Linked DNA regions of Homo sapiens: region 1 is linked to region 2. Evidence: chromatin contacts called from ENCODE Hi-C data. All regions are on one chromosome and are shown on one strand. The core of a region is the stretch at or near the end of the contact, and the rest is flanking DNA. Distances in the headings are between cores, read along the strand shown. Region 1 has its middle 24 kb from the start of RAPGEF2. Region 2 overlaps FNIP2 (folliculin interacting protein 2).

What was found. Hi-C counts contacts between places; a loop is a spot of excess contacts on that map. Pooled maps may share reads with other maps.
Region 1: a loop to region 2 is called in a map with no recorded cell type, with 8 times the contacts of the local background. The contact joins two enhancer-like sites. A Hi-C loop is called at or near these places in 2 of 37 single-sample maps with no recorded cell type and 9 of 50 pooled maps.

The regions. Positions count from the first base shown.
Region 1 is chr4:159,077,028-159,080,859 of GRCh38, reverse strand. It overlaps a transcript of SPMIP2 not described here. Among named protein-coding and RNA genes, the nearest start is that of RAPGEF2, 24 kb to the left of the region's middle. RefSeq lists an enhancer at 2,960-3,109. Within about 2 kb of position 2,564, at least 5 of the 41 ENCODE cell types and tissues checked have a DNase peak (open chromatin) inside an H3K27ac peak, as active enhancers do.
Region 2 is chr4:158,808,759-158,812,610 of GRCh38, reverse strand. The region is part of intron 1 of FNIP2 (folliculin interacting protein 2); the gene reads right to left. Among named protein-coding and RNA genes, the nearest start is that of FNIP2, 42 kb to the right of the region's middle. RefSeq lists a silencer at 1,460-1,754. Within about 2 kb of position 1,715, at least 30 of the 41 ENCODE cell types and tissues checked have a DNase peak (open chromatin) inside an H3K27ac peak, as active enhancers do.

The sequences.
Region 1 (3,832 bases), core at 1,315-3,814, 270 kb before region 2:
CCCAGCTACTCAGGAGGCTGAGGCAGGAGAACGGCGTGAACCTGGGAGGTGGAGCTTGCAGTGAGCCGAGATCGTGCCACTGCACTCCAGCCTGGGCTCTGTCTCAAACAAACAAACAAACAAACAAATTACACTTCACACCTGAATTTACCATGATAGCCCAATTTTGTTGTTTTTTAAAAAGAGGTATAGCTATATATACATATAGAAATAGAAATAGATGGTGGGGGGCACTCATATGAGGAGATACCAAAAGTGTTAATAATGGGGAATCGCTGCTTTAATCTATATGTCACAATAAGTTACTGCCCATTTATGAATTAGCTCAAGAATCAATTAAGGGGCTCAATGAGGGGCTCATGCCTGTAATGTCAGCACTTTGAGACCCGAGGCAGGAGGACTGCTTGAGCTCAGGAGTTCAAGACCAGCCTGGGCAGCATAGGGAGACCCCTGTCTCTACAAAAAAAATTTTTTAATTAGCCTGGTGTGGTAACCTGTGCCCATAGTCCTGGTTACTTGGGAGGTGGAGGTGGGAGGATCACGTGAACCCAGGAGTTCGAGGTGGCAGTGAGCCGTGATTGTGCCATTGCATTCCAGCATGAGCAATGGAGTGAGACCATCTTAAAATAAATAAATAAATAAATAAATAAATAAAGTCTTTGTTGTGCATGTATCAGAACGCATATATCTTTTCTAGATTGTAAGCTTCTAGAGGCGAGAGAAAAAGTCTGTACAGTCACTTTGTACATCAAGACATGCCAAAAGACAACTGGGATTCTCACTATTATTCCCATTTCCCATTATTATTATTTGACACTTTTTATTATTATTTGATTATTTGATAATAATGGGAGATGATGGAATAAAGCAAAAGATCATTTTGAGACTGTAGGTGGGATTTAAATGCTAGAGAAGTGCTTCATAGGTAACATAAATAATACAATTAAAATTAAAATGCTTTACTATTTTTACTTTTTTTTCAGCTTGAGAATGCATTAGTGTTTTTTAAAAACACTCTCCTCAAACCCATTTTTCCTATTACTAAAAATCTAATTAAAAGCAGGAAAGAACAATCAAAACCAAAAGGTGATTAAAAGTAAAAAGTAATATCCTGTGACAATTTTCATGTGCCAAATATAGAACTCACATAGAACACCAAATTAAAGCAGAAACCAAATGAAATTCAGGATTCCAAATTTTTGTGCTTTAAATATATGGTTGATCTCTGGCTTGGTAAAACCAAACAATTTGCCATGAAAACAGCCAATACAAAAACCCCAAGTCTTCTTGACTAGAAGACTTCTTGAACAGAAATCAGTATATTTGTCTTAGCCTGCTCAGGCTGCTATAACAAAATACCTGGAACTGGGTAGCTTATAAAAAACAGAAATTTATTTCTCGCAGTTCTGGAAGCTAGAAAGCCTGAGAACAGGGTGTGCACCAGCAGATTCGGTGTCTGGTGAGGATCAGTTTCCTGATTTCTTAGAAGGCAGCTTCTTGCTGTGTCCTCACATGGTGGAAGGGGCAAGGAAGCTCTCTGGAGTCTCTTTTTTTGGCCACTAATTCCATTCATGTGGGTGGAGCCCTCATGACCTAATTGCCTCCCTAAAGGCCACACCTCTAAAAAACATCACTTTGGAGGTTAGGATGTCAACACATGAATTTTGGGAGGGACACAAACACACCATGACAGTGTTTTAAAGTTTCCAGTTATTATTATTATTATTTATTTATTTATTTTTGAGATGGGATCTCACTCTGTCACCCAGGTTGGAGTGCTATGGCATGATCTCAGCTCACTGCGACCTCCACCTCCCAGGTTCAAGTGATTCTCCTGTCTCAGCTTCCTGAGTAGCTGGGATTACAGGCTTGCACCACCACACCCAGCTAATTTCTGTATTTTTAGTAGAGATGGGGTTTCACTGTGTTGGCCAAGCTGGTCTCAAACTCCTGACCTCAAGTGATTCACCCGCCTCAGCCTCCCAAAGTGCTGGGATTACAGGCATGAGCCACCATGCCTGGCCTCCAGTTGGTTTTTACATGACAAATTAGTTTGTCCACTGGATCATATTGATCTAGGAAACTAGGTAATGTTCAAGTTGTGTAGGACCACCTCTATCTCCAATGTCAAGTGAGAAATTTGTCTTTTTACTTCCTGCTTTTCCTTACAATCCACCCACACAATCCCATGTCTTTCCTTACAATCCACCCATGCAGTCATCAAGCTTTCTTCACCTTCTAACCCTCAGCCATTCTCCATTAAATACCCAGGCTTTGGAAGGTTCTCTCAAATTTATTCAGCCTAAGATAAAAAGTGCTGACCAACTTAGTGAAGTGCTTATATGAAAAATATTGGCATTTGAGTAGAGGAAGTCTTGAAGCCCTCAGTGTTTCTCCACTGGGGCACTATTTGCCCTTAGGACAGAGCCATTTCCATGCCAGTAGGAACTCCGCACTCTCATCTTTTCGAAATTCAGAAACTTGGTGTAGAACTAGTGCTATCAAGTTCTAGTCTGGATTCCTGCCAATTGCTTGGGGATTTATTTATTTATTTAAGGGATATTTATTGGAGATGTACTACAAAGCCAGGCACTGTTCTGGATCTCAGAGCAAGCTTTGGTGCTCATGACTGCACAGGAATCATGACGTAAAATACATAATACACTGAAAACTTTCTTTAACAAACATTATTTGTATGCTGTTCTTTCCGATTTTCCCCCTTTACTTTCCATTTAATTTTTGAAGCAAAATCAAAAAAATAAAATCAAAGTTTAGATTTAACTTTCAAATATCTGTCTCCCCAGTCCTCTGCTTTTTTTCACATTTAAAAATATGATTTTTAGAGGTAGCTTGCCTTTTTTTCTATGTTATTTATATATAAACTTGAGACTCTTGATTACATCCCCTCTTTGGTAATTGGAAAAGAAAATGAAAGTGCCACCTGTTTGCTACCGTAATAGCATTGGTTTACATATCTCAGTTTCAGTACTTTATTTGACAGGATATTACTTTGTTCCATTAAATTGAAAGCTTCTGTTTTCATTTTGTTTCCAGTATATTAGTCATCATCACTCTGTTACCTAAGAGTTTCTTTCTAGGTAATTAAAGATCTCTTTGTATCATGCTTTAACACTGAGTTCGAAATGAATTAACCAATGGGACTTTGGTCTCCTGAGTTTGGTAACATCTGCTTTAAGGAAAGAAATTTTTCAATAAATTTTAAAAGTGTAAAAGAAAAATTTGATTATACATTTCTAATACAGCTGGGTTTATAAAGCATGCCATCTTATTAAATAATGAGAGTAATTTATAAGAAAGTATTACTAACCTCAAACGTTGGGTTAGAAACCAAAGAAGCTAACCTTCCCTCCCAAGAAAAACCCTCCTAAGAAAAACACATTAAAAGAAAATCTGGGCCAGGTGTGATGGCTCACACTTGTAATCCCAGCACTTTGGGAGGCCGAGGCGGCAGATCACCTGAGGTCAGGAGTTTGAGACCAGCCTGACCAACATGGAGAAACCCCATCTCTACTAATAATGCAAAAATTAGCCAGGCGTGGTGGCAGGCACCTGTAATCCCAGCTACTTGGGAGGCTGAGGCACGAGAATCACTTGAACCTGGGAGGCGGAGATTGTGGTTGTGGTGAGCCGAGACCGCACCATTGTACTCCAGCCTGCGCAACAAGAGCGAAACTCTGTCTCAAAAAAAAAGAAAATCTGTTTAGGCCAGGCGCAGTGGCTCGCGCCTGTAATCCTAGCACTTTGGGAGGCCAAGGTGGGCAGATCACCTGAGGTCAGGAGTTCGAAACCATCCTGGCCAACATGGCAAAAT
Region 2 (3,852 bases), core at 466-2,965:
TAAAATTTTTTTGAAGGAAAAAATTCTTTTAATTTCAGTTGTCAAAGGAACTTTTAAGATATAGAAACTTTCAGGAATAAGCACTGGTTTAAAAATTTGTGACAGGATTATTTTCTGAAGATCACTTTTGTCTGTTACAGTCAGCTACAGAATACCCTGTAAAGATGAGAACCAAGGACACATAACTTGAGCTTCAGATGTAGCTATCAAGTCTGTCCCTGTTCAGCAGAATTACAGGCCGTCTCCTCCTTGTTCTATCTACCCGGCTGGAAAAAGGAGGGTCAGTCCTCACACACTGCTCTACAGAATGTACCCAACTGTCACATGTGGTCTTGCTCCTACTGACAGAGGGGAATGTTCCCCTAAGATAGTTCACAGTAAGACATTAGTTACTGCCTAGAGAGAATAATGCTTAAATAGAAAGAAATGAGAATTTAATAATAGGAGTTTTTGCCATCAAGCAAGGTCCAGTGGGAAAGATATTAGGGGCAGTGACCTCTGCCTCCCTCTCATATCACAGTGTGCAGCCGCTAAACCATCCACCAGTACACCTCCACCCCATTCACATTCCCACGAAGGATCATTTACTTTCTGAATCCAAATCATCTTTGCCCTGAGGCAATATTCTTTTTAGGATGCACACCAGGCATGTTCCTGCCTTAAGATCTCTGTACTTCCTGTTCTCTCTGTTGAAAATGTACTTCCTCAAACACCCGCGTGGCTTGTTCGCTCACATGGGAAAAGATTACCACTGAGCTAGTTTTAACTCCCCTGATTACCCAAGGCCCAGCCTTTATATTTCTCTAACTTCGGGACTCATGGATCACTGACAGATTATCAGAATGTTAGCTGGAAGGGACTTCAGACACTACCTGTCCACTGGTTCCAAGTTGTTTGGCTCATTGTTAGAATTACCCCAGAAGTTTTGTGTGTGTTTGTGTGTGTGTGTGTAATCAACAAAGCTTCACAAGCTCTACCTCTAGGAATTCGGTTCAGTGGATCTGAAGTTGAGGCTCAGGAAACACCATTCCAATCTACCATCATTATTATTATTAATTAATATTATTTAAAAAACAAAAACAGAGAGATGAAATGATGTGCCCAAAGACACTGATTTTAAGGCAGAGAAGACCCTCAGATCATAAAATCAGGGTAGAGAAGATCCCCAAGTCAAAGTCCCTTCCATTTTATCTGGTATTAAGTCTAGGTTCTCATATGCTAGAGCTGAAAATCAGTAAGTGGGAAAATAGCTTAACTAAGTTCCTTTTTCTGCCTTTGGACAGGGTGAGGCATGAAAGTGAAAGGATATGGCATAGTGAGAAAAAAGGATTTTCATTCACATCTGTTCTGTAAAAACCTAAAGTAGTTTTTTTAAAAAACCTTTCTTAAACCCTTAAAGACATAAGGCTGATGGATGGGTGTACACCTGATACCTAAATATCCCCTTGGGAACTCATAAAAGATAAGAATATTCCCAGGAACCTTGGGTGTTTTTATAACCCACAGGGTGGATTCTCTTTGGTGACTTTTGACAGTTATAATCTTAGATGGGTCACAAGTTATTGCTCTCTCCAATTCCCACCAGGGCTTGCTACATCACTGTTCAGCAATTATTTGGCTTTTGTTACTGTAACAATAAAAGGATAAGGCTAAGCCAGAGCCTGACTCACCACAGGAGTCATAACAGGAGAACCAGGGATGTGGGGACCAGTTCAGCCAGCATTCCGCTTCAGCACAGAGCTGAGCAGAACTTGAGGAAAAAAGGCTTCAGAAGCTGCCCAGTCAGTGACTGGCCTGCAGACTCCAGAGCTGGATTAACCTCATCTTCTGCCTGGAACACTGTCATTCTGGACACAGTTAGCTATGGTGATTAATAACAAGTGCTTTACCCTGTTATGTCATCAATGCTTATCCAAATATGACCGAGACAAAAGCTGATGTCAGTTGTTAGCGTCTATGAAAATCTCCTATATTAAGATTGCTGATTTATTCCTAGTAAGTGATGTATCCTCAGAGGGAAAAGACAAATGTTCTTGAACCCTAAATCAGACACAACACTGCATTCCTTGATTCATTCACTCTTATCAGTCTGGAATTATATCTCAAAATCTCTACCCTCAGCCAGCAGAAATAAACTCTTCTAACTAGTCAAAGAAAAATTCTCATGGTACGTAAAAATCAGTAAAAAGGGAAGGAATGCAGGAAGCGCAGAAGAACGTGTGACCACAATACCCAACCCATCAGAGTCACACCCAACCATTTACGACCTCTCTGTGAAGCTTGTCACAAAGCACAAGACCATCAGCTGACTAGGGTTTGTTTTTTCTCTCTACCCACTTCATTCAACCTGTCCAACTGCTACATTTTCTATTAAGTAGCATCAGGGTAGAGTGGTTTTCACACTGTTTCCAGGAGCAGCAGTGAGAAACATTCTTTCCATTCCTACAAACCTGCATTACGCTTACTTTTAATGACCTTTTATTATACTCTTCAGAATTCTTTGGTCTGTTGCCTTAGCATATCTCTCTCTAAATCTGTGACTATTTTTATATTTCCTAGTCAGTAATCCCAACTGCTATAAATAAAGACTGGTCATAAAATCATGGTCAGCTTATCTATGTGAAGCAGCTCACCAGGGAACAATGCACTCAAGTTTCTGTACTTACTTTCTTGTTAAGTAACTACCACAGACAATCTAAGGACTTCCCTTTTTTAATAGAATTATCTCATCTAAAAATGTACATAAAATGGATATACTCATTTAGAATCATCCTGGTGATTCTAAAGCAGTACAGAGAATTTCTTCTGAATTCAAATTTCAAGATATGAAACTGTAAAGCACAATTGACTCTGAAGTGCTCTGTTTCAGTTCCTTTTCAGTGTGTAAGGGGTATACTTTAAAGACATGGCAAGTTTTCTCTTGCCACCAGAGCAACAATGATTCACAAATATGTGTGGCAAGTCCCAGATTTCTCATATAAACAGCCGTAAGAATTTTGTTTGCTAATTTGCCGGGAAAGTTTGAAAAACTCAAAAGTTGTTGGCAGCTTTGCTATAGTCAATATTTTAAGAAAGAGGATTGAAAGCAATTATTTGAGGATGATACCATATACCTGGCATCATATTTAAGAGTCACTAGATTTTATTTTTTTGAGATGGAGTCTTGCTGTGTTGCCCAGGCTGGGGTGCAGTGGCACGATCTCGGCTCACTGCAACCTCTGCATCCCAGGTTCAAGTGATTATCCTGCTTCAGCATCCCAAGTAGCTGGGATTACAGGTACCTGCTACCACATCTAGCTAATTTTTGTATTTTTAGTAAAGATGGGGTTTCACCATGTTGGCCAGGCTGATCTCGAACTCCTGACCTCAAGTGATCTGCCCACCTCAGCCTCCCAAAGTGCTGGGATTACAGGCATGAACGCCACCATGCCCAGCAAAGAGTCACTAGATTTGAAGGGAGTTTTAGCAAGGAATTTTTACTGACAAGCCATTTAAGATGCCTCTCATCAAACTTGGTAGTTTTTTGTTGACTCTAGAATTTTGTGAAATGAATTGAACCCCAACATCTGCCTTTATAGAGGTTAGGGGGAATGGAAATGGAGATGCAGAGGACAACTCCTATCCTGAAATGTGTCATGCTACATGAACCGCAATGAGACAACCAACATGTTTCTTTCTGCACTGTTTCCGTCTGTTTTACACTGTGGCCATCATCACATAATACAACGTGATTCTACTGTAATTGTGGAATCTTTCTCTTCATCTTTTCAGTTACTGGAAAATCATGAGAAGAAAAAAAAACAAAACCCCTGCTTGTCAGTGTGCTCAACTAAGAAGACCACTTGGAACGAC